2 separate regions of the Mus musculus genome follow, and region 2 is linked to region 1. Evidence: chromatin loops called from intact Hi-C (ENCODE). Cell type or tissue: left cerebral cortex. All regions are shown on one strand. Each heading gives the region's core, and the rest is flanking DNA. Links, peaks and the distances in the headings are about the cores only. Region 1 holds the start of Faxc (failed axon connections homolog). Region 2 overlaps Faxc (failed axon connections homolog).

Evidence for each region. A loop is a pair of places that touch in the nucleus more often than their neighbours do. Peaks named below come from ENCODE experiments on the same cell type or tissue, not always from the same donor. Only the 100,000 strongest peaks of a DNase experiment are listed, where the experiment ranks them.
Region 2: a loop joins it to region 1, with 2.4 times the contacts of the local background. A loop is called at or near these places in 1 of 42 quality-filtered maps.

What each region holds. Positions count from the first base shown.
Region 1 is chr4:21,928,195-21,933,574 of GRCm38, reverse strand. It overlaps Faxc (failed axon connections homolog), which reads right to left and starts at 2,249. Exons shown (of 6, transcript NM_175234.4): 1 at 1,746-2,249. The coding sequence starts at 2,011. In left cerebral cortex, for the core only: no CTCF peak of the experiment used is centred there; DNase peaks (open chromatin) are centred at 1,577, 2,019, 2,204, 2,456 and 1 more place; H3K4me3 peaks cover 2,650 bases; H3K27ac peaks cover 2,028 bases.
Region 2 is chr4:21,988,333-21,993,712 of GRCm38, reverse strand. Faxc (failed axon connections homolog) reads right to left here. Exons shown (of 6, transcript NM_175234.4): 6 at 1-415. The coding sequence ends at 126. Among named protein-coding and RNA genes, the nearest start is that of Gm42260, 33 kb to the left of the region's middle. In left cerebral cortex, for the core only: a CTCF peak has its summit at 2,650 (motif pointing right); a DNase peak (open chromatin) is centred at 2,654.

The sequences.
Region 1 (5,380 bases), core at 298-5,297:
CAGTTTGTATTATAATAGGGGTTTATCAATTCATTTGTCAAGAAACAAAAGTAAACAAACCATAGGTCTTAAAACCCCTTGATCCAAGTAAAGATTCAGAGCTGGGGCTTGTGATCACCACAATGGAGAAGGAGCTAGCCTGGGCAGAGGGCTGAAGAGTGTATAGGGTCCAGAGCTTCAAGGGCGTGGTCTATTCCAAGTGAGCTCCCAAGGCCCTGTTATTTCTGCAAGGTCATCAAAGCCACATTTTGGATTCAGCCATGTGAAGCTTCCACTCTCCACAAACTGGAGAAAGGCTGAGATGCTGAATGGTACAGGGGCAGTCTTCACAGGCTATGGAGTGAAATACAACTGAGAAACAACAGGCTACTGTGTAAAATGCTGCACAGGTGTGGGGTTCTTCATATGGACTGAAACCTGACGTGAAACAGAGTTCTCAGACTGGCACCAATGGGGCGTAATCTTCATGCTATCTCACTTTAAAACTTTTGTGTTTGGCTCAACTAAATTCAAGACGCTGTGCTCAATGAGATATACTGAAGTTAAAATCAACTTCTCAGTCTTCCACTGTGGCTAAATGATATGAAAGCCAACACATTTTTCTCAGACCCAAATGCTTTCTTATCCTTTCAGAGCCAACAAATAGTGAGTTCAGTAGGGCGATCATGGTGTCCTCCTGCACTTCCTGAAGTCCATTAGAGGTCACCAGCCACTTTACAGCCTCTAGAACCATGCTCCTCCTTCACCCTACCCCTGGAAAATATGGTAGGAACACATCCCAGCTCCTTCGAAAATACTGGTCAGAAGAGAAATTCTGAGCTACGGAAAATTGCTCTGCCTCCAATAATCTCCAGAGACTGGGGTCCCAAATGCATGGAAATTTTAACCCAAAATTGACATGCCCATTAGCCAAAGGCTGTCTCAGTACCCAGTGGCATCTACCACTAAAGATCTATCTATGGGACTAGCAGTCCCAACAGCAGGGGCATCCATTTATTGTAATTTTCAAGTCAGCCCTGTACACATTCTGCGGCAGGCAGCCATGAAACTGTTTACAGCCCAGGGAGACTCCCTGTTATGCCAAGTGCTCCATGTGCTAGCGCTGCCCTCAGATCTCCTACCGCTCGCAGAATGATTGTATTTAAGCTTGAAGGTGCTTACAGTTCCACACCAGATAAGCAGGTAAGCAGGTTAAGGCTGCATCAAAACTGAACAGGGTTACACCAAGCTTCTGCAACTGCAGCCTCCTAATAATGTTGACATTTATAAAGAAGAGTAAGAGAGAACTAACCTTTTAGGTAAAGATGAGGTTAATAGTTAATGTTCCAGCATCATTACCCATAAACCAATTAGGCGTTTATAAAAGTGTACCTTAGTATTTCTACAGAGCTTTATTCTATTGTTACGAATGCACTGATTGCAGTTAGACTCTTCCTATGGGCTTTAGCAGATTGTTTATATCCATAACACTGGTGACTCACAGCACTTTGCTTTTAGCATCGAAATGATGGAAGGAAAACGCTTTCTTTCCCTTCCCAATTTAACCCTCCCATCAACTCTAAATGGCTCCTTACAAGTGGCCAGGTGACCGTGAAACGCCTTAGGGGGTTAGAGGATGAGAGAGGACGCTTGGACCTTTGGGCGGCGGGACCTAGGGGCTGGTTCCGGAACCCCCTTTGAGCCAGCCCTACCCGGGCTAGCTGCCCTGGTCAGTGCCCGCTTCGGGGGCCCTCTCTCCGGCTCACCTAATGACCAGGAGTTCGTGGAGCAGATACGCAGCCGCGGCCAGCAAAGCTCCCCCGGTCAAATAAAGGGTTTTCTTCCACCAGGGATCCGAGCCCAGCCCTGCCATGATCCCACCGTAATCCTGCAAAGGGAAAGCGATGATGTCCCCATAAAAGGAGAAGGGCTCCTCGGACCCGGCCCACCAGCCGAAGAAGGAGATGCTCTGGTTCCAGCTCAGGTCCACCACGCACGGCCTGGACGAGGCAAAGCCAACCCCCCAGTGCATGCTGCGCGGCTGGCTCCGGGCGCCCCTCCCAGGGCCCGCGCCGCCCGCATGGGAAGAGGCCGGCGCCCGGGCGAGCGGGCGGGTTCAGCGGTGCGCAGGGGGCGCGGGCGGAGGCGACGGCGGAAGGACGCGGACGGCGAGCGGAGATCTGGGATGGCTGGGCCCCCGGGCCCGGCGAGGCAGCGGCGGCCGCCGGCCTCCCTGGCCGAGGCCTCTCGCAGGCGCTCTTTGTGTCAGCGCGTGGAAAGGGCCACGTGATGTCATTGCTCCCCTGGGCCCGGCAACAGAGGCGGGATAATGTCACCTACCCCGCGCCCTGCCCCCGCCCCGCATCCCCGCGGTGCGCTGCCTCTGCTCGGCCGCAGCTGCGGGGCTGGACGCCCGGGCTCGGGGAGGCGGGCGGCGCGGGAGGCTGCGATGGCTGCGGCTGAGCCGAGCCCAGAGCCGCCGCCCTCGGTTCCACCCGCTCCCGCCCGCAGGCGCCTTGCGGAGCGCAGGGAACTCACCTGCCCTGAGCCACAGACCGGAAACCTTGGGCCAGGGCAGATTAAGGTCGGGAGCGTCTGTCTGCTCTCATTGCTTTAAAGAGCTCAGGTAAGCACAGTCACCTAGGTCCCAGGCAAGGTGCTGATGAAGTGATTGAGGTCCGCCTTGACAAATAACAGCAGAAAGTACTCTAGGTGAGAAATCTTCCCACCTTGGAAATCGTTACCAAGGATATCGCTGATACAGGATGGTCCCTTTGGGTGCTGAAAATTTGTAAAATAAGCAACTGTGTATTAAATGGTTTTCCCACTCTGGGTAACCCTGAAGAGATCGATTAGAGATTGGATTTAGGGCCTTATACATGGCAGGCACGCTCTCTACCAACATGGAATGTTCTAGATCCTTTAAATCCTTAAATGTAGACCATGTGTTCTAGCCAGAGCATGGGCAGTTTCAGTTTAGAGGAAATAAAAATATTGAAGACATATGATTTGTCACAATTTAAAATTCAAGTATGACTATAAGAATACATCTGTCCCCCAATACAGTAGAGACTGGGGTGCTGATGAAAGGGGCTCCCATTTCCTGGATTTCACCCCCTTAGAATAAACAGGTTGTACAGTCATGCTAGAAATAAAACAAAAGATTGTTTACCACCATAGCTAGAGAAGGAGGCCCTACCCAAGTTGTCACGAATTTTAGGGTCATCCCAAAGGGAGTTAAAGACCTCTCAGGATGTGTAGTCTGACATGAACTTCCATGAGAAGGAGACAGCAATCAGCCCAATGCAGTGACAGAGGAGGCCAACAGAAGGCCAGCCTGGGCCAGATACCAAGGAGCTACAGGGTGTCATCCCCCACACACTAACACAATACACACATCCTGCAAGGCACTGCAGCACTAGGTGGGACTAGGGGCATCCTCTCCCACTGAGACAAGATGAGGTGGTCCATTTAGGGGTGCGGGATCCACAGGCAGGCAACAGGCCCTGCACCAGTTGTTGGGGGACTGGAAGACTGACTCTTTAAAGAACCGCTTCTTTTCTTTCGTTTTTTCAAGGCAGGGTTTCTCTGTGTAGCCCTGGTTGTCCTGGAACTCACTCTGTAGACCAGACTGGCCTCGAACTCAGAAATCCGCCTGCCTCTGCCTCCCAAGTGCTGGGATTAAAGGCATGTGCGACCACTGCCCTGCTAAAAAACAAAACAAAACAAAAAACAAAACAAAACAAACTGCTTCTAAATGCGGAATGGACACTCGGATCTCAGATTTGACTGGCAGTAGCTATGCAGTCCTGCCTCATCTCTAAAGGCAGAGCGGGTAGGAGCTAAACCTGAGCGATAAGACCCTCCACTAGGCACTGGAAGGGTGTGAAGATTCCAGATGGAGAGCCACCACCTTTACTCCTTCCCTACAATCACAACTGAGTTTGTCAGTTTTGGTAATTCCTCCCAGTCAAAAGAATGGAATATACCTCTGGCCCTGGGCAGAAAAGGCATTCTGATCTTTCTCTGGCGAACAGAACATGTCATACTTTTGTCTTTCCCCTTAAGAGTTAATTCATCTGGGCCTGTCAATCACTTGGCCAAGAGACCACGCCCTCAGTAAGGCTGATGCTAATGCTGATCATGCTGTCCTCCAGCGCCTCCTGACTATTTTTATGTCCTTTTGTGAAAAAGAACCCAAATAGGGAGTTTTAATTTCCCCTATATTAAAATCACTATTAGTGGTGAACTAATAATTTTTTGAGCATTTTTTTCCAAAATTAAGTCAAAGTGTTGAAAGGGGAGGGAACTAATTAACTGAACACTTACCTACACAGTATTTCACAACATAATTTTTCAGTAATTTTTATTTATGTATGTATTTATTATATCTAAGTACACTGTAGCTCTCTGCAGACGCTTCATCAGGAGAGGGCAGCAGATCTCATTATAGATGGCTGTGAGCCACCATGTGGTTGCTAGGATTTGAATTCAGGACTTTCGGAAGAGAAGTCAGTGCTCTTAACCGCTGAGCCATCTCTCCAGCCCATTTTTTCTTTTCCTTTGCTTCTTTTTCTTTTATGTAGATATTTTCTTTATTTACATTTCAAATGTTCTTGGTTTCCCCTCCAAAAACCTATCTCTCCCCTCTGCCTGCTCACCAACCCCTCCCCCCCCCACACACACACACACTCCTGCTTCCTGGCCCTGGCATTCCCCTACACTGGGACATAGAACCTTCACAGGACCAAGGGCCTCTCCTCTCATTGATGACTGACAAAGCCAACCTCTGCTACATAAGCAGCTGGAGCCATGGGTCCCTCCATGTTTACTCTTTGATTGGTGGTTTAGTCCCTGGGAGCTCTGGGGGTACTGGTTAGTTCATATTGTTGTTCCTCCTATGGGGCTGCAAACCCCTTCAGCTCCTTGGGTCCTTTCTCTAGCTCCTCCATTGGGGACCCTGTGCTTAGTCCAATGATTGGCTGAGAGCATCCACCTCTGTATTTGTCAGGCACTGGCAGAGCCTCTCAGGAGACAACTATATCAGGCTCCTGTCAGCAAGCACTTGCTGGCATCCACAATAGTGTCTGGGTTTGGTGACTGTATATGGGATGGATACTGTCTTAGTCAGGGTTTCTATTCCTGCACAAACATCATGACCAAGAAGCAAGTTGGGGAGGAAAGGATTTATTCAGCTTACACTTCCATACTGTTGTTCATCACCAAGGAAGTCAGGACTGGAACTCAAGTAGGTCATGAAGCAGGAGCTGATGCAGAGGCCATGGAGGGATGTTACTTACTGGCTTGCTTTCCCTGGCTTGCTCAGCTTCCCCTTATAAGCTCAGTTTTCTTATAGAACCTAGGATTGCCAGCCCAGGTATGGAACCACCCACAATGGATC
Region 2 (5,380 bases), core at 196-5,195, 60 kb before region 1:
AGTTAGCATGTGAAAACTGGTCCAGGCCTGAAGATCTCCTCCCAGCTCAAATGGATTTCTATCTGGGAAATCAGACCAACCCCAGGGAGCGGTGGCTCCTGAGGACGAGGCTCCGTGATGGGGCATCACTTGCACTGTTCGTGGTCTGTGTAGTCATCCATCTCCACATCGGAGTCAAAGAGAGAGTGTCCGGTGAAATCCGTGTCTGGGGTCCTGGAGAAACTGTTCTCAGCCCCCTCGTCCTCAAAGGTCTCTGTCCTGGAGTAAAAGCTAAAATCCAGCATGGGTGTGTGAGTCTTGCTGCCCTCGCTGCTCTCCTCAGACTCATAAATGGTGTTGTCATCATCGTGGTGCCACTCGGGCCAGAATTTCCTCCTGATCCTCTCGCAGTACATGGCCAGGTTGATCAGCTCGCCTGCAGTGTGGCAGAGAGGCAAGAGTTAGCACTCAAACGCAACGACCTAACAGTGCTGTGGTCAGAATGTCTGTGCTCCCCACCCCCAGGAGCCCTCACGACTGGCATTAAAACCTCAGGATTGATGGAGCAGGAGAAGTCAAGGACATCACAAAAAGATCTATGGAGCCAACTAACCTGGGCCCTCGGGAACTTGCTCACATAGACTAAACCATCCACCAAAAAGCAAGCATGGTCTGACCTAAGCCCCCTACACATAAGTAGCAGATGTGCAGTTTGGTCTTCATGTGGGTCCCCTAATAATTGGATTGAGCTGTCTCTGTCTGTTGTCTGCCTTTGGGTCCCCGTCCCCTAGCTGGGCTGCCTTGTTTGGCCTCAATAGGCAAGGATATGCTATTAGTCCTGCTGCAACTTGATGTGCCAGGGTGGGTTGGTACGCATGGGGGGCTCCCCCTTCTCTGAGGAGAAGGGCAGAGGGTAGTGAAGGGAGCAGCTTCTAAGGGTGGGACTGAGAGGCAGGGCTGTGATCAAGAATGCAAAATGAATAATAATAATAATGAAAACCAAAATAAAACAAACAAAAAAGACCCAAACAACAACAAAACCTCCAAAACAAGGCTCAGCTAGTGGTCCTTCTGCTATATGCGGACCTGGTAAGGAGGCATTTCGTCTGTGAACAAGAAAGAAGGACCTCCTAAGATACCGAGTCTTCCACACCATGATCGTGGGCTTCCCAACTTCAAGCACCATGAGAAAAAATTATCTTTTTCATATGAACCACCTAGTTCATTATATGAAGGGGACATGACATAGTTACTGGGCATCCCAAGTAACGTTGAAGGACGAAGCCGGGTGGATATTAACACTATTTTTTCACAGAGATATTGTCAAAATATTTGAAATTTTATGTGCACAGTAAACATCTTTAAAAAAAGAAAAGTTAAAAGCAGGCTAAGTGAACAAAGACAGTGTGTTCTCTCTACAGCAGACAGAAGCAGAGGACACTCAAAAATGGGCAGCTCTATCTAACCATCTGGTTTTGTGAGACAATTTACCACTTCATACCAAAAGGACTAATGTGACCATTCATTCATATTTAAGTCAATTTATAAACATCAACCCAGGCACAAACCCTTTGACGTACTATCTGTCCTGCCTGTAAGATATGTCAGGGCAATGATGGTACAAAGCTTATGGGAGTAGCCAGCCAATGTATGATGTGACATGAGGCCCACTCCATGAGACGGAACCCATACCTAACACTGCATGGGTGACTAAGAACCAGATACTAGAGAGGTAAAACCAAATACTACTGGTTTAAAAACATATCAATAAAATGACACGTAATGATAATCTGCTATTCTCAGAGATCCGTGCCTTATTCTGTCATCATCAGGGAAGTTTCTTCCAGCAGCTGATGGCAACAGATGCAGAAACCCTCAGCCAGGTATTACATGGAGAGAGTCGGGGACGGGGATAAAAGGGATGTCTCCATCAAATTCCTCTCCCCAGAACTCCAGGAGCCTCTCAAAAGAGAGAGCAGAAAGAGCTAGAGGTGGATGGAAGACACCAGAAGAACATGGCCCTCTGAATCAATGAGGCAGGGCTCATACGAGCTCCCAGAGACAAAAGCAGCAAGCATAGGGCCTACTGGGTCTGCACTAGGTCCTCTGTGTCTAGCATAGCTTTGAGTTTAGTGTGTTTATGGGACTCTGAGTGTGAGAACATGTGGGTCTCTGACTCTCATGCCTGCTCTCAGGACTCTTTTCCGTCTGCTGGGTTGCCATGCCCAGCTCCAATATGATGGGTTTGCTTCTTGTTAGACTTTATTTTGTCCTGTTTGGATGTTATCGCCTAGAAGCCTGTCCTTTTCTAGTGAGAAATAGAAAGGGCGTGGATCCAGAAGGCGACGGAGCTGGGAGAAACCAGGAGCAGAGAGGGGAAACTATAATCAGGATATAATGTATGAGCAAAGAATCCTTTTCAATAAAAAAGAAAAATGAACATAAATTTTAAAAAATATTAAAAACTATGCCTTATATTTTCCATACACAGTTCAGAATTGTTCTTACAGATTAATGTGCCTATAAAGAGATATAGTAAAACTTGTGTTTTCACTTTTAAATATTTAAATTTAAACAAATCTAAACAAAAATTCTAAATATCAGACTACCATTTCTCAACTCCAAAAACAAAAAATGAAGAAATTGCAGAAATGGAATGAGTTTTGCCTTTGATCCACTAGATGGCAGTGTTGCTTATAAATAGTATTTGACACCTCTTACTGTAAGACTGTATATCTTTATAGCTATATAAACATTTCACTTCTTACATATGTAATCCATGTTTAGTTTAAAAACTAGGAAATTTCAATAATCAAAATAAAGAATTTCTAGTAACCCATTCTCAATAACGTTTTTATACCCCTATAGAAAATACTTCCAAGTGTTTACATAAACTTGCACTCACTAGAGTCTGTTCCTGATCCTCTCCACTGACAACACAGAGCCAGGACCTCCGAATGTGACAGTACAGCAGCCACAGTCATCTCACAGTGCGCTATGTGGATGTGTCACACTCTAATTATTTCCTCTAGTCCCTTGTCACAGTCATTTGATTTGTTTCTACACTGATGGCCCTGTAGATTACAGTCTATCTACCCTGGTTTATTTTTTATTAAAGAAAATAACAATTCACAAGACTACCAGTCTGTGGATAGAATCCACAATAACACACAAATTAAAAGAGAGCACTTACCATGTCATGCATTCAAGGTAATCGCAACTATCATATTAATTTGATTTGTCTTTTTTTCTTATCTGACTATTAGACTTGTCATTACCTTTTATCCCATGTACCCCACATTCTCGTTCCCTTAAAGAGACACATATAAAATGTTCCATTTTCTCCTTTAGGGAAAGGCATGGGACATCTTCCTGGGTACCACTGATAATCACAGTGACCGAGAACTATAAACGAATGTTACGGCCACAGCAAGAAAGAGGAAAAGACCTCCTCACGTGGGAGAGAGACATTGGAGGTCCCAGATGCCTCTCTTGAACTTAATCCCCAGGAGTTGTGCCAAAGGAATCCTAGAGAGTGAGAATCTTACCCTAGTGGTACAGGCCTATAGTTCCAGCAGCTTGAAAGCCTGAGGCAGGAGGATCAGAAGGGGGAGGTTTGCCTGCTGTGGTGGTTTGGAGGCAAATGGACACCATAGGCTCATATATTTAAATGTTTAGTCACCAGAGGATGGCACTACTTAAAAGAATTAGAAATATTAGGAGGTGTGGCCTTGTTGAAGCAGGTGTGTGTGGCCTTGTTGGAGGAAGTGTGTCACTGGGGGTAGGCTTTGAGGTTTCAAAAGCCCATGCCAGTCCCCGGCATTTCCTCTGCATGCAGATGAGGATGTAGCTCTCAGTCACTTCTCCAGCGGCAGGCCTCCTGACGCACTGTCTGTCATGATGACTACAGACTAACCCTCTGAAGCTGTAGGCCAGCCCTGAACTCAGTGCTTTTTTTTTTTTTTTTTTTTTTTTTTTTTTATGAGTTGCCATGGTCATGGTGTCTCTTCACAGCAATAGAATGGTAACTAAGACATCTGGGCCACAAGGGTGAGTTCAAGGCCACTGTAGTGGCTGTTCCTGGTTGTCAACTTGACTATATTTGGACTGAACTACAATCCAGAATTGGAAGGCTCACCAGTGACCCTTATCTGGAGGCTGGGAGATAGAAGTTTCTGATCTGGATCTTGGTATGGAGATCTTGAGGCATAGTGGCTATGGATTCCAGATTAAGACAGGGAGATCTCCCAATTCAAGGTCATCTGGGATTAAAGGTGTGGTGGCACACATGTTTAATCTGGGCTTCACCTTCTGCTGGAGACCATATAAGGAAGAAGGGAGTCTCGCTCTCCTTCGCCTGCTTGCTGTGTGGGACTGAGTAGCTGCTAGATCCTTGGACTTCCATTCACAGCTACTACTGAACCATTGTTGGGAATTGGACTGCAGACTGTAAGTCATCAATAAATTACTTTACTATATAGAGACTATCCATAAGTTCTGTGACTCTAGAGAACCCTGACTAATATAGCCACCATGGACAACTTAATAAGACTGTCTTTAAGAAAAGTACCCAAGGAACTGAAGGGGTTTGCAGCCCCATAGGAGGAACAACAATATGAACGAACTAGCAACCCCAGAGCCCCCTGGGACTAAACCACCAATCAAAGAAAACACATGCTGGGAGTTGTGGCTCTAGCTGTATATGTAGCAGAGGATGGCCTAGTCAGTCATCAATGGAAGGAGAGGCCCTAGGTCTTGTGAACGTTCTTTGCCCCAGTATAGGGGAATGCCTGGGCCAGGAATGGGAGTGGGTGGGTGGGGAGCAGGGAGGGGGTGAGAGAATAGGGGATTTTCAGAGGGGAAACTAGGAAAGGGAATAGCATTTGAAATGTAAATAAAGAAAATATCTAATAATAAATTAATTAATTAATTAAAAAAGACTGTCCCTAAATGTAAAAGTAAAAAGAAAGGGCTGAAGACATGGTTAAAGAACACTGTCCTACCATGTAGACACTACCATATCCGGGGATCCATCCCATAATCAGCTTCCAAATGCTGACACCATTGCATACACTAGCAAGATTATGCTGAAAGGACCCTGATATAGCTGTCTCTTGTCAGAGTATGCCTGGGCCTAGCAAACATAGAAGTGGATGCTCACAGTCGGCTATTGGATGGATCACATGGCCCCCAATGAAGGAGCTAGAGAAAGTACCAAAGAAGCTAAAGGGATCTGCAACCCTATAGGTGGAACAACATTATGAACTAACCAGTACCCCGGAGCTCTTGACTCTAGCTGCATATGCATCAAAAGATGGCCTAGTCGGCCATCACTGGAAAGAGAGGCCCATTGGACACGCAAACTTTATATGCCCCAGTACAGGGGAACGCCAGGGCCATA